Linked DNA regions of Mus musculus: region 1 is linked to region 2. A link is a loop called in an ENCODE intact Hi-C map of the cell type or tissue named here. Cell type or tissue: gastrocnemius. All regions are shown on one strand.

The links. Hi-C counts contacts between places; a loop is a spot of excess contacts. Peaks named below come from ENCODE experiments on the same cell type or tissue, not always from the same donor. Only the 100,000 strongest peaks of a DNase experiment are listed, where the experiment ranks them.
Region 1: it touches region 2 in a loop (2.0-fold over the local background); 6 of 42 quality-filtered maps call a loop at or near these places.

What each region holds. Positions count from the first base shown.
Region 1 is chr11:45,003,508-45,011,507 of GRCm38, reverse strand. Ebf1 (early B cell factor 1) reads right to left here. Exons shown (of 16, transcript NM_007897.3): 16 at 3,412-6,791. The coding sequence ends at 6,760. Among named protein-coding and RNA genes, the nearest start is that of Gm51859, 81 kb to the left of the region's middle. In gastrocnemius, no CTCF peak of the experiment used is centred here; DNase peaks (open chromatin) are centred at 3,201 and 3,650; H3K4me3 peaks cover 507 bases; H3K27ac peaks cover 1,989 bases.
Region 2 is chr11:44,770,612-44,778,611 of GRCm38, reverse strand. The region is part of intron 6 of Ebf1 (early B cell factor 1); the gene reads right to left. Among named protein-coding and RNA genes, the nearest start is that of Ebf1, 160 kb to the right of the region's middle. In gastrocnemius, a CTCF peak has its summit at 3,996 (motif pointing left); a DNase peak (open chromatin) is centred at 1,872.

The sequences.
Region 1 (8,000 bases), 230 kb before region 2:
AGACCAACGTCTTCTTAAAGGGAAGTTCTCTCTATCTCTGTCAAAGGTGTGAGCATTCAATTGGGCATTGCAGCTCAGTAGCAAAGTCCATGCCTAGCATGTGTGAGGTCCCAGGTTCCATTCCCAGCTCCCAACATGCATACTGGTGACTACTCTTTTGACTTTTTTGTTATCCATTAACTCCCATATTACATCGACCATTGAACCATGATGGCTCTTTTACATCTCTTAGTCCTATCTACTTCCCCCTTTTATCTCCCTAATCCAAGCTGTTCATGTCTTGAGAGGACCACTACAATAACCTCCAGGTGTTCCTCAGTTTCCCTCTGCCCCCTCTACAGGACATCTCTAAGGTCCGTGTATGCAATATGGAAGTCTCCCCACTGTTTATGAGGATAATAAATGTGTGCTGTGACATAAACAACAAGAAAATATAAGTAGAGCAGAGATGGGAGACCATAGATGACAGAGAGACATGGAGAGAGGTCTGCCTGAGATGGAGCAGAAGGTCTCTGGCAGGTCAAGATCAGAAGCAAAATGAGTTCAAATAAGCTTAGGTTTCCCCCTGCAATAGGGTGAACTTGGGGGCTGATTAGAATGTAATATATTGAGGAATGAACAATTGATCGTGTGAAAGAGGGTGGAGGTGATCATTTTGAGATTTTGAACATGGCATGCGGAAAAGAACTCATTTCTTTGAGATTTTATGTAAAAATGAATTCATCTGTGATGGGTCTTCTGTGAAGCAAGAGGAATCATGGTAGGTTTTTTAGTGTGGGTTTGTGTCTTGAGCAGCCTCTGATGCCTGCAGCCAGCAGGGTTCCACAAGAACCTGATCCCACTTTCCCAAACCCCTATGGCCGGTAATTTCAATCCTTGGTTTATCTCATAGTGAAGTCTCAAGGTATTGATCATAGTTGGCTATTATACCATAAGGACTGCTCAAGTGACACCTTCAGTAACTTGGACTTTTTGCCAGAAATCCCAAAATGACACTTTAAAGGGACAAGAATGTAGATATATATATGGTTTATGAGTATCACTTGCATGTATATATGGACACCCCATATGCTTATGTGCAGTGCAAGAGGAGGCCAGAAGAGGGAACTGAATCCGTGTTAAATACGATTATGATCCATCATGTAAGTGCTAGGAACTTAATCTGGGTCCTCTACAAGAGCAGCCAGTACTCGTAAGTACTAAGCCATCTCTCAAGCCACTAACACTTATGGTTTTGAATCATTGCTTCTAAATTGGATTTCAACATTTATAAAGTGAAACATCATCAACTCCAAATGCTGGAGAAAAGAAATCTACCAAGTCCTAAAGTGACCAAAGGATGTGAAGACCATACATTCTGGTGAGGGCAAATTGTCTGGAGCAACTCTGGCCATATGTTCACTTCAGATGCAGCATGTGATTGCTGGTGGCTGTATCCAGCCCCTGCCTCCCCTTCACTCCCTCCCTTCTCCCATCCCTCCCTCCTTTTCTCTCTCATGGATAAATTCTTTCTGTCTCTCTCTGTCTATCTATGTGTGTCTCTCTGTCTCTCCTTCTCTCTGCCTGTCAGCTTAACCCCAAGGAATTTTGCCAGATTTAAATACACCACCGCCTTTGTGAACATTCAGGGACCGTGAGTTTGTGAGTTTGTCAGAGGCTCTGCGTGAAGGCACCTCAGCTGATTGGCTCCTTAGCATCTAACACACCAAACCCATGCTAGGTGCCCAGAATATGCTGTGAATTGGAGTCGTTGTGCCCCACAAAGTCACTGTGGGCATCTGTGCACTCCACTCACACAGTCTCTCTGCTCTTGGGTGCCCTTCATCTTACTTCAAGTTCAGTCATCACACTGTCAGCCATTCTGCCTCGGCTGCTCACTCTTTCTGCCTCAGCTCAACTACTACTTTCTCTAGAAGACTTTTCCAGAAAGTCCTTAGATTATGTCAGACCTCACGATGTTATACCTTCAAAGCATTCTTGACTCGGACCTCAATACCCTCGTTAGATGTTATGTGTGTTGTGGGTTTATGTCAATTTTTCTATTGTAAGCGCCAAGAGTGGGAACAATGCCAGTGTTCTTACGAATGGGTCCACTACTCCTCATCAAGGGTCATAGGCATGCCAAATGCTTGAGGTTTAAGGGAACAAATGAATGAATGAGTGAATGAATGAATGAATGAATGAATGCTGTCAAGAGGTAGGCCTTACGGAGTTCTAAGCCAATTCAGAGTGTGGTTATCTGTTTTTATTCTGTGGAGCTCTGGCATATGTCTGCCTCTTGCAGTTTAAGCATCATAGACATGGATGACGTGGAAGCGGGTTGTCTTGTCTGGCACCACATGCATCCTGAAGTCATCCTGAACCTTTTGCTCAGTGTTTCTCCTCTGCAACTGATACAGAATTGAAAAAATAGGGGATGGCCAAGCTGATCAGGTAGGAGTCTCCATGGAGACAGGACAGCAGCTTCTGTATGTTCTGGCTTACATGGGGTGGCCTTTCATGACCTTACCTTGGGCTGTATTTCAGGGTAGTGCCATAGCAGTGCCTCCCACAAATGAATGTGCTGGTGGTTATGGGACACCCTCTTAGGTCTGGCCATGGAGTTTCTGTTGGTCGAGGCATTTTGTAAGCGCCATTAACCTCATCGTGTCCAGTCATTGCAAAATTAGTGAAGACATGGAACGTACAATGGAAAGATGTATCCTTAAATGACCCGGTCCCAGATGTGTGTATATCTTCTGTGGACCTATGAAGTTTGCACAACGACTGAGTGCCTGTAACTTTCAATTCCAGACAGATGTGGTTTTGTCAACCAGGAAAAAGAAAAAAAAAACTATTATCCACACAAAGTTTATATATATATATATATACATATATATATATACATATATATATATATATATATATATATATATATATATATATATATATATATATATGTTCTCTAGTCACACGTCTCATCAGCAAGCCAGGGCACATAATTAATTGACCAGGAGGCACACTGGGATTAATTAGCAGTTGCATAGGAAGAGTTTAGCTCAGCCTTCCAGGGCAGAGGATGGTGTTCTAGAATGACCAGTTCCTGGATTCCCAATTCAGCCCCTATCATGGGGGGAATCTCACTGTTCACTGACAATAGGACTGGGGGCTCTTGCCACCAATGTGGGCCAGCACGTGCACACCTGGCTCATGCCAGCAGAGGGCAGCAGTACGCTGTGCGTGTTCAATTTGCATTCCAAATTAGCAGATCCCGGTGGGACCTACAAAGAAAGGAAGTGGGTGCCCCAGGCCTAGGCTAATTCTCTCTGGGTGTTAACACTGGCCCGAATAATAGCAAACCCGGGCCTTTTGCAGTCCATTGAGTGTTGCTCTTCTCTTCTGCCATAGAGAAATGAACACGCCACTAGGAGCTGCTATCACAGACAGGAAGTAACTTTAATTAAATATCGTGAACGTTGAAAAGTTTTTTACAGTTTGAATTTTTGAAAAAAAAAAAGGAGAAGAAAAGAAAAGAAAGAAAGAAATAAAAAAGAATGAAATATAACAATCTCTACAGTAGTTGAGTGCTCTAACAATTGGATTGTACAGTGTGTGTCTATTGAAAACGTTTGAAAAGAAGGTGAAAGATTTGCAGAATGAGTTCATGGAGCTGCATCCTACATTGTGAGGCCGGGCATGGCGTGGACATATCCAGTCATCCAGAGGCAGGGCTCTTCCCCCAAAACGGAAATCTGAATTGAATTCTCTACTCCATCTTCTTTTTAAAAGCCATATTCTGTATTTAGGGGGCTATATCTTAAAGGGACTTAAAAACAAGATTTTGTGTAGAAGAAAGTGGTTCCTAAAACCAAACTACTTCTCCATCGGCTAATCAAACAGAAGTAACAAAACACAATTGATACACATTTTCTTTTTAAAGGCTCTTTGGGCTTTCCAGTAAAGTTCTCATCACGTCACAGCACGTGGCTAACAGATTGGTGGCGTCTTTTGTCAGGGTCTGAGCCGGACACCTCACCGGCTTGCTGCTCGTTCCTTTGCAGACAGTTGTCTGGCTCACCAGACAAAATATGGCTTTAGACGTTAGACATCTTGAGGCCAGCGCTTACCACACGAATTCAGACAACCTTTCTGAGTACGGAGAAGCAATGCTAAACCTTGCTTATATTTTTTTCCAGTTTCTTTTTATTTTTATTATTATTATTATTATCATCAGTTGTCATTATTATTATTTCTCACCATGAAAAATCAGCTTTCCTCCCTCCCCTCCCCTACCAACCCCCCCAACTTCCCTCCCCTCCCCTCCCCAACCCATAAAAATCCGCACTCTGACAGTCTAGTGAAAACCGTTGAAATCCATCCGGGCATGCACAGTCGCAGCTTTGTTAATGTTCTCTTGCTCTACTAGAAAAAGTAACATTGTCTTAAAGTAACAAAACAGTTCTTTTGTGCTTTTCGATTTCTCTCTTTTTTTTTCTTCTTTTTCTTTTTTTTTTTTCTTAGAATGTTAGTGATGGCTGACAGTTGGGGGGGGTGCACAGTACAATGTACAGGTGAAATGGATATGATTTGCATTGTTAAGGCATCCAATCTGCTGGTTTATATTTATGTGAAAGACAGAGAATATACAAGCAGACTTAAGAAAGAAAGTATGTTCATTGATCTCTATGAAGTTTCTCCCCCAAATTTAATGCACAAAATGCGTCACTCCAAAGGGAGAGATTCCATGCATATTACTAGAGTAAAACAGCGTTTTTGTATGCTTCCAAAGCAAAGGGTACATTATTTTTAAATCTACAGAACTAAATACTACAAGAATAATATGCTACTATTTTTTTGCCATATATTGGAAAAAACTTCTTAACTTACAAATAATACAAAAATAGACAATGGCTTTTGGGTGGAAATAAAAAAATGAAGCATGGTTTAAAACAATACTAAAAATACCTATAAATGAATTGTTTAAAAATCACATTGAAACAGCTAATACAACTATAAGTGACCAAACTATACTTGCGCACTGTTCACAAAGCAAACACACACACAAAATAAACTAGGGGTGGGGGATGGGAGGAAGGAGAGAAAAGCAATGTACAAATTCCAAAGATAAATACATTATTTATATGGATATTTTACAAAATCCCCATTAAAACAAACAAACAGAAAGCCTTTGAATTAACTTTGCAAGTATGTGCAAGCTAAAGGTAGTGCGCTTTTTATTTCTTTGCAAAATATGCAGTATAATTCTTTGCGTGTGTGAGATCGAAAATCTTAAGACATTAAAATGTATAAATAAAACAACTTTGGCAAAAAAAAAATCACAAAAGAAATCTACAGTATTTATAACTACATACAGAAACAGAAGGGCAGAGGTCAGCAGGAACACGCCCCCTCAGAGCCTTGCTGGCTGAATCTTTGCTATGGATTCTTTAAGAACACTTCCCAGTTGAAAGCAAAATTTCCCATAGAAAGCTGAGTTTGAAGCCTCAACCTTCCCTTCCTCTCTCCCAGTTTCCTTTCACACTGAACTCCAAAGCACTTTACCTGTTGACTGAATATAGAACTTTCCAACCTTGCGGAGTCTTGCGGATACAGACCCCTGTGTGATTTGGGACCTTGCGGAGTCTTGCGGGTATAGACCCGTGTGATTTGGGAGCCCGGAACAGCACACCTACTTGCCTTTGTGGGTTTGCTTTATTTGGGTTTTTGAGCCCAGATCTAGAGTTAATATCTAGGATTCCAGCTTGAGTAAGCTTGGATCTCTTGACGGTGGAGTGCGAGCGAGATTTTGGCTTGGTAAACTGGAGGGCATATATGGAATTCTGTGCCTGGACCCTGTCCTGTGAAGTCTTGAAGGAGATTCTCGCTCGGAACATGTGTTGCTCCACTCTCAGAGGCCGCTGGCTTCGGGAGAAGTTGATGTTAAGTAAAAGAATAAGATCGGGTTTAAAGATGCATGTTGTTTTGTTTTGTTTTGTTTTGTTTTTGTTTGTTTTTAAACAATCTGTCTAGAGGCACTGGCTTTTCGAGTACAAGGGCAAACGTGATCATGTATGTCGCTTGGTAACTTTCCAGGCTACACTTATTTACACAGTTACTTAAGACAACCATACAAAAGAGAGAACGAAGCTTGCACTGCTAAGGGGTGGCGTGTTAAGTTAGATATTGAAAATGCACTGTCTGAGCTAACTACCACTGATAAGCTTTAAGGCGCAGAAGCCGACCCTTAGTTCACTAAAAAATCTAACTGGCATTCCTATTCTGTCCATACGAGCTCTTTTTTTAAATTTATTTTTCCCTGTTTTTCTTTTTTTTTTCTCCTTTTAGATTTTTTTTTTTTGTAAATATCACCACTTCATTCTCCCCTTCCATAGCTTTAAAAACATAAATTAAAACATGGAGTCTTGTTTATAGTGGCCCTTGTGTGTAGCTTAATGGTTTATAAAAGACAAATGGTTGCAGAGTTAAGCTTAAGAAAAGAAAGAAAGAAAAAGAAAATGTGGGCTTGCTTTTTATCAATACAGAATAAATATATCCCCCAGATACTCGGGGGTTACAACTTTAACCAACACCCTGCTCTGGCAGACCCCCTTTCCAATTTCAGTATTTGCAAGGTCGGTGATTTTGTTTAAAAATCTGCAGTTATTGTGTGATTCCTCTTAAAAAGGCCTGAGTTAAAAGTTCCACTCTGGGACTCATGTCAGATAACTTTCGTAGCAGAATCCAACCTCTTCATTAATAAAATTCTTCAAGGCAATTCTTTCACATGGGAGGGACAATCATGCCAGATATCGCTACGAAGAGAAAAGACAGAAGTCAACGGTTTTGCATCCAAACATTTCACAAGGGAGGGGAGACACAATAATTAAAAACAAAAAAACCCAATCCACACGTGACATTGGTAGCTGAATGTTACCCAGATGCCCTTGCATCTTTCGGGGAATGAATTGTGTCATAAAATATACATGTACCTTATTAAAAATGTTATACATGTATATGTGTCTCTAACAGGGTATCCTAAACATTTCTCTAAATCTGACTTCAATTTTAAGACATAGCTGGAGAGTTGCATAGTTAGAATACCATTGGGAAAGTTGCAGCCTCAGACTTTGCAAAATAGTGAGAATTTTCAGTTTGTCATTTTGCCTCCACCCCCCCACCATCACATACGAAGTATAAAATAAAGGAATGGCCCGCTGTAACTGCCAACAATTTCTGCGAACAGTCTCTCCTTATGTTCTGTATTAGCATGAAAATTAAGCAACAGAGCAACCATCTGAGGGAGGGCCTTCCCTTCAGCCCTAGCTGGAAAAGGACGCCAGCCACAGCACCACAGCAGGCATTGTTCACAGGGAAAGCTGAGTCCTGGTTGGAAGAGAGAGCCTGTTTGCCGGACACTGTAGAATGCCTCTCTACTCCCAGGATTTCTGGAATGACCTGAGCATGGCTACTAGGGAAAACATGTAGCCTATGAAGGGAAGACCTGTTTTTAGTCAACCCTATTTTTATTTTAGAGTTTGGAGTTAGGAGCTGCACGGCCATGTTTAGGAAATGCTGCCTCATGCCTGCCCACTTCAGAGCGCATTCCTCTGAGATGGCTAATTCTCTGCCTGACCCTCAGCCTCCATGGCTGGAACATGAAGTGAACTGCAGCACTCAGGAGTTAGTGAACGTTTAAATAGAAGCAGAGCGCCTGGGTCTAACCCCCCAGCCCAGGCAGGGTCTAACCCCAAGGCAGATTACCCTCTGCCTGTGAACTACCATTTCTGCTTCTTGGATCTAGCTGAAAGCACTGTTAAACTTCTCTGGTCTGTGTTTGCCCCTACATCAAATAGACACCATTCCAATAGGGCACATTTAACAGAAAGAGTGTGAAAAATAGGGGTTTGCTATAGGAAAGATGGTGTGGTAACTTGAAAATAGACCAAGCCAAGAGAGATGCCTGTGTAAAACCAAAGACAAGGCTTTCTTTGGTTAACAATGATAACACGGAAAGAAAAAGA
Region 2 (8,000 bases):
GTTCTCAAGCTTGATGGAATTCATATGGGCTCCAGGTCACTCTTGCTTCACAGCCCCGCATCATTCAACTACACTTGCATTTTAGCCTCCACCTACTGTTCTCCCACTTGTGACTGGAAACCCCAAGCCAGCCAGAACTCTCTGTCTTGTTATTTTAATTACATTGGCTCTTGCCCCCAACAGAATATTGCGATCAAGGTAAGTTCTACATGAAGCTTACTAGGGGGTACGTGAAGACGAAAGAAATACAGGAGGCACCATAGAAGAAAGTGGGGAAAAATACTGAGCTGATTCAGAAAAAAAAGTCAGGATGATCCCATCCAGTCACACCAATCATGGAGGGAGGGGAGTCAAATGAAGGGTTGTTGAGGGGCAACCCGGAGTCTGGCCTTGGGGAACAGTCTGGGTGAGAGAGACTGACTGGGGAGGGCCACTCTGATCCATCTGTGCCCTAAATCCCAGCCTCCTTTGCCCTCTGCAGTACAAGGAAGTACAGCTGCCTGGGTATCAGAGGGCTGGGTGGTGGGACTGCAAACTCATTTCTCTCTGAAGTGCCCAGAGTCCTGATCACAGGAGTTCACATCAACTCTGTCTTTCAAAGGGATTTTTTATTTTCCAGCCAACCTGCTTTATCATCATTGAGAAGATCTCCCATATAAAAGATTAATAAATAATATAGTGAAGAAGCCCAGGGTTCATTCGGGGCTCTTCAGTACCCCTGAAAGAAATAGGCAAATTGGACAGAAATCAAAGCAGGGGAGCCACGAGGATTAAAGCAGAGAGCAGCAGGAGCTGCTCATAAGGACTCCCGCAGCACAAGCCAGGAATAAGCAAGGCTCGGGCAGGACAAAAAGACCGGAGGATCAAATACACTCCCCGAGCAAGGGTGTAGGCACACCGATGAAGGGAAAGAATTGTCCGGGGTCACGCCAAGGGGTAAAGCCGAGAGGAATGGGATGTAATTACAGAAAGGAAAAGTTGGGCTGAATATCAGGACAGCCTGCTTAGGAGCTGGCTCTATTTGAGTGTGGAATGGCATCCCAAGGGAGGAGGTGGAAGCCCCATCGCTTGAGGTGCACAAAGCCACCGGACAAAGAGCTCAGAAACAGAGTGTGAGGAATGATCTGCCTGAGCAGGGGGAGGGACAGGTGACCCCACGGGGCTGCAAGGCTCCACACTTCAATGACACATTGTGATGTATTTCATCAGGTACCCACCGGTGTAAGCCGAAAGCTTTGCCCCCAGAAGCCCCCAGCTATTGTTCTTTCTCAATATGCCACTCAAGAAACATCCCTTTCCACTTCAAGGGACCCTCCAGGGCTCCTTGCTGCCCTGGGAATGATGCCTCACGGTAGCCCTGGCATGCTTGAGCTGTAAAGCTGCACACAGCCTTGAAGGGAATGTTAACTCTGACTCTAGTGTCTTGGTTTTTGCTCCTGAAGTTGAAGTGCTTTTGTTTTGACACCTTTCTTCACCATGAGGCCCTGTCCCAGGCAATAGAAAATCATGATATCTTTATCCACCCTCTGATGTAATAAGACAACTCTATTTAGCTCTCTTGGAAGTGGGTCCAACATTTTAACACGGATCTGAGTGTCTTCCGGGGTCATGACAACCTGTGAGATGTCACATAGCATCCTCCTCCTCCTCCTCCTCCTCCTCCTCCTCCTCCTCCTCCTCCTCCTCCTCCTCTCTTCCTGTACACACAATCGGATAAGCTATTTAGGGCTAACAAGTAAACATTCTCCTTCTTCTCTAGGATGAGGCCTCGCTGCTCCTTGTATCCCTGACACATGCACACTGCCCCAGATATTAGCACCATCTGTCTTCTCCAGCAGCCATAATGCAGCACCCAGGTCCATAGCCTGGATGGTTGACAGGTAACAAAGTTGCCAAGTTTTAGAGCTGAGAGGCTTCAGCTTGTATCTCCAGCAGAGATCTAAGTTCTAGTGAGGGCTCTCTACTGGTTTGCAGATGACTGCCTTCATGCTACACCCTCACTCACATAGCCAGAGACCAAGCTCTGCTCTGACTTCCACATATAAACTCAATGGTCCCAAGATGAGATAATCACCCTTATCAACTCCCTTAAGCCTGTTTACCTCCCAAGGGCATACACACACACACACACACACACACACACACACACACACACTCACTCACTCACTGCTAACACTGAGGGTTACAGCTGAACCATCTTTAGCCCACAACTTTCCAAACCTCCTCTTTCTTCAGGACTTTGCCTTGAATGTTTAGGAAATCTTTAGGCAACCTTTCTCAGTGAGTTGAAAATGAGACTGGGGTCCCTCCAACAGGGATCTCCTGCAAGGATCCTAAACGAGAAGCTTTCTTGTCCAACTTTCCATCCAGTCTACAGGAGACCAGACTCTGTCCATGTATTTCAAGATGTGACCCTGGGACCTGGCCCATAAGGTTCGTTATAGAAACACTTCTAGAGGCTGCACCATAAGTGGGGTCCTTAGAGAGCCTCACATAACTTACATACACCCAAGAGCCTGGGGCTTCAGAAAACACAGAAGAGAACTGGAAAATAATCCATAAAGTCCTACAGACTGAGCAAGAAGGGAAGATGAACACAAATACTCGGTGCTCCCAACACAGTTGAAAGCAGCTTCAGGAGACACAGTCGCATGTTAGGCTGGCTACTGGGAAGGACAGAAACCCTTGGCAGCAGCAGGGGAAGAGAACTCTTAGAGTGTGTGGAGATGATGACCAGAGACTGAGTGGGCCCTATTCAGAGATCAGAAAACCAAAGGCTTCCAGTATCCCATCACTGTGTTGAAGTGAAACTGAAACAGTTATGGAGGAGCTACACATGGTGAACATGAGGTGCACACCTTTAATTAGCTCCATTAACACAGTGACATCATCAGACTTCACTCTAGTGTGATGTGGTAGAAGGAAGCCATGTGGGCTGCAGTTTACACCAGAGGATGAAACATATTGTTCTGTTTAACCAGCCAATCTGTGAATGGTCAGCACTCGAGGGCGGTCACCCAGGCCTGCTATCCTGGTGTGGAGACCTGGTCCTAAAGTCCTAATCCTCCTCAGGCACCATGTATCCAACTGCCATGGCAGACACGGTCCTTACATGCTCAGATCTGCAAAGTGCAGGATCCCTGGGAGGGATAGATATCAATCTCATGAGAGCCCGTGAGGTAGAACATGAGTGTTCTCATCTGGAACCCTGATGTCATCTCATGGAACCACCTCACACTCATATTCCTCCTTCCTTAAGTTCACTGCCCGGGTGCCATCCTGGCCTCTGTTCCAAGAACAGCTCCTCTGTGAAGATAGTTGTTTCATTTATCTGGAAGGTAGCTGTAGCACCCGACCTTGCCCTGATGCATTCTGGGAGAACACTCCTTGCTCCCACTTCTATTCAGTAAAATCTCCAGCTGTAGCCTTGGCTGGCAAGAGAAGCACAACACAATTAGCCAAAAGAGGGAGGCAGTAACTGCACCTGCCAACTGCTTTGCCCAAGAGGAGTAAACAGTATGGAGACTGTGCCCATAATGGGTTCTCATTCTACACTTCTGTTAAAGACAGGGGTTAAGATTTGTCAAAGAACGGGAGCCTCCTATCTTCATGGAGACAAGTCTAGAGAGTCCCTTCAGCTGCAATTGTGTCCATTGCTGTCTACAAAGCTACAATGTCCTAGGCCATTTAAATACATTTTTAAAAATCTCTAATGCCCTGAAGGTATTAAACCAGTGTGGAGGTTCAAGAAGCAGAAGGATAGAGAGGTATGAAACCATCTCTCATGCCAGGGAGCTAGCAAGTGGTGAAGCTGAGCTTTTTAACTATGTATCTTGTCTGACTTCAGAGTCCGGGTTCACAACCATTTTGCCTTGTTATTCGGTTGCTATGTTCCTGGGAACATTCTTGGAAGGACAAAGAAGGCAGGAAGTTCATAAAAGGTCCTCCTGCTTCAGACTTTTAAAAGAGCAGGAGGTGAAAGTTAGTCTTCTGACCCCTACTGGTCAAGTGAGGGCTAACTCCAATGGAAGGAAACACAAAAGCGGCTGCTTCCCTGAAATAGAACACTCCAGGTATAGAGATGGCTACACTGGGTACCTAGGCTCAATATGACTTATAACCATTACCTGTGAGACATGTGGACAGGAGGTATCTCCTTTCAGTTTAGTGAGAAGTCCCATTTAACTGAGCAGAGCTTAACTGAAAATGCCAACCACCTTGAAGACTACATTAAGGTTAAGCTAGAACTGAACACACATCTGCTATTGGTTGCAATGGGCTATTCTGGGGCGGACAGAAAATAAAAAGGTTGAATGTGGGATCCCTGCTTGAATGGCTTTCTGTAAGTACTTACACCTCAGCTTGTTGTGAATCACAGACTCATTCCAAACACCCACCTTTTAGGAAGCACATTAATAGGAGAGGTTTGGTTAAACAGTAAGGAGTGGGTAGTTCAGATCTGGGGCTTGCATAAGATTGCTTGAGCAATCAGTGATAGAACTTCTATTTGAACACAAGATGATTTGGTTGCAGACCAAGGGCTCTTGGTATCTAGTTGATGGTTTTATGTTTGATGTGTCTTAAAGGTTACCATAGAGCAGTTTTATAAATGTTCTTTAAAAAACATTTCTCTATATATGTATATCTGTCTGTGCAATTTTCCATATTATCCCACATTTCAATGCTCAGTGTCTTTATTTGGAAGGTAAAGGTACCATCAACAGTCAGAGTGACACACAGAAAAGACAGTGCAGGTCTGAACACATGGTGAGCCCCCAACCCATGAAAATTGTAACTCAGGAACCCCGGGATTGGAAAGGTGTGGCTAGGTTCCCAGTTGCCAGGAGTTCCTAACAGAGGTTACTCAAATATGAGGAAACAGGGAGCCAGTTAATCCACCACAGGGAGAAATACCGAGAGGGCTTCTGTCCTGTGGCTGTGATGATCCAGAAATGCTGTCTCCAGATGGGGATGCTAGAAATAACACTGAAAGCAAAGGGTTTTCACGAGAATGCAATGATGTAAGAAGGGGAGGGGGGAAAGAAGAGAGGACAGGAAAGGGGAAGGGGGGCAGAACGAGACAGACAGACAGAGAATCAGATACAGAGAAATAGACACACACACACACACAGAGAGAGAGAGAGAGACAGAGAGACAGAGAGACAGAGAGACAGAGAGAAATAGAGAGATAGAGAATAGACAGACACACAGACATACAGAGAGAAAAATAGACACACTCACAGAGAAATACACAGTGATAAATAGACACAGAGAGAGAGAAAGACGGACAGACAGACAGACAGACAGAGAGACAGAGTCAGAGAGACAGAGATAGAAATAGACACAGAAAGGGAGAGGGAGAAAGACTGTGCACATAGCTGACTGGAAAGACAAATGGTGACTCAAAGAAGAACACAGGGCTGGCAGCCGACAGATTGAACCCCTGTCTTTCAAGGGGTCAGATTAATGCAAAAGGTGGCCAGAATGACACATAGAACCGTCATCAATCTAACTAGATAGCCTTTAGGGAACTTTCACGGGTGACTTCAAGGCCTAAAAGAGTCTTTAGGTCCATTAGCTTGCTGCTTGGCAGATTTTTACAGACTTGAACCATGCGTGAGCACTCTGTTAGATTCAGAGGGCAGGGTGCTGAAGAGATGGGAACCTATGCTTGCCAACTGCTTACAGTCTAGCCAGACAGACAGCTATTAAACCATTACAGAAATAAGTAGTTAATTCGAGCTGTGAACTAGGTTGTAAGATGCATCCCTGGTTAGTTCCAAACCTCTCCATCAAACCTTGTAAACAGCACAGATAGCTCATAACCCCCACATTGTAGACCTCCTTCTAGAAGCAACCTGGGACCCAGGAGAGACTGTGGCGTGTCCTTTCCCCAAGTCTGTTACAAGGACATGCACCTTTGAAACACCGCTAACATTTCAGCTGAAATGGGAACCAGGAGTAGCCCTACAATAGTCCTTGCATCACAGATGCTGTGTGTATCCTGTCAATCAAGTCACCACAGCCAAGTCTCTCACAAGCTGTAGCAGACATGATCTCAAAACACCAAGAGTGGAATGTTCAGGATGCTCAGCAGCACCCCTCCCTCCTGAATGGGAAGGCATGAGCGGGCCTCCGCCTCCCTCTCTATCATCACACTCATTTGCAGGGAACACAGACTGTCATCCAGCACTTCCCAGAGAACACCCCAGGCAGCCATTAGTCACTGATCTGTGTGAGCAAGAAACAAAACTTTTGGAAATTCATCCATTATTAATCTCTGCCATGGAGATCTAGAGCTCTGAAGTTTAAGGAGGACACAGAAGGGTGCAGCCAGGAGAAATTGTAAAGGGGGGAGTATTGAAGGCAGAGCAAAGCTCTGAGAGTAAAGAACTGGATAAAAACCAAATGTTCAGGTACACATCTGTAATGCCAACGTCCCAGAGGTAGAGACATGGGCATCAGGAGTTCTAGGTCATGATGGGCTATAGGGTCAGTTCAAGGTCAGTTTAGGCTTAAGTGAGACCCTACCTCAAAAATAATAAACAAAGAAACAAGTGAACAAACAAACAAGGAAGTAAAGAAATAAGGCCAGGAAGATGGATCGATTACTGAAGTGGGTTCCCCAAAAGCATGAGTTCCGATCCCCAGAACCTATGTAAAAAGCCAAATGCTAACCACAGTACTCAGAACAGGGGCAGTGGAGACAGACAAATCCCTGAAACTCACTGCCTAGTCAGCCTGGCTGAATCACTGAGCTTCTCATTTAGGGAGAATCCTTTCTCAAAATGCAAAAGTGGAGAACAGTTTAAGATGGACATTCAGCATCGAACTCAGACCTCTGTGTATGCACATGTGCACGCACCCAGACTAGTAAGTGCCAAGTACAGAGACAAGTGAATGCCTTAGAATAAAGAAGATAACTTGGATGGAAAATTATTTCCATAGGAATATGTAGGAATGGGTGAGAGTGCCGACATCGAGCAGCTAACTTGCAAAGTTCCCTCTGTGAGCTGCTGAAGCATCCTTGCTAACTGAAGCCAAGCCCAGTTTGGTTTGCTCATCCAGCACACTGGTTTGTGGCAGAGTGGTTCCCAGAACTGTGATTTAAAAAAAAAGAAAAAGAGTAACATATTCAAAAGCACCTCTAACACTCACTGAAAATACAAATCCTCCATTCCTAGAGGGTGTGTGTGACTCCGAAGAACTGTCCAGGAACCCAACGTGACAGCCAGTCTAGGGAACACACACCATCCAGTGTCCTGTGCCATGGGGCGAGGAGAGGTGTCTGAGCGTTGACATTTTCAGGGGCTAGATAAAGAAGACCTTGTTCCTTTCTTTGCTCGGGGTGTTCTGGAATTTTCTCACACAACTGCTTTGCCTATGTGATGTCAGGAGAGGCCCGAGGGCAGGCCAATGGCAGCTGCACAGCCGAAGGACAAGGAGACGGGTTTACCTCCTCATAAAAATAGAACGGCAAAGGCCCTGGTGAAGTGGTATCCACTAAGAGGGCTTAAGGAGACGTACACCACACTGACAGGGCCATTGTACAAGTGTACTCTGTAAGAGCCCAGACTGCCTAAAAAGGTTCTCAGGAAGAAGTCTCGCTGCTTCTCAGGTGTGTTATTTTTAGCCCCTCCCCTAGGATTATGCATGGCCTAGAATCCCTGCTTGAAAGGGAAGGATACACTTCGCGCTAGCTGCTATCTCTCTGAATTCATCAGAAATCTGGACGTGGACACTACCAACACAAAGGAAGCACAATTAAGGCCCAAGGTGGGACCACTGTGAGCCAAACAGACACCCCACACACATTGTTCCTTTCACACTCCAGCCAGCCCTGCTAAGCAGCTCTGCCTTTGACTGACATGTGACATTCTTGTCTTCGTGGGCAGAGGAGCCAAGCTCCTGATGGCTATCGACATCTGTAAATGTCATGTCTGAATATGCCTCAGCCATTGCTTCTTCTCCTTCAGTGTATTCCCTGCCTCCCGCCCCTC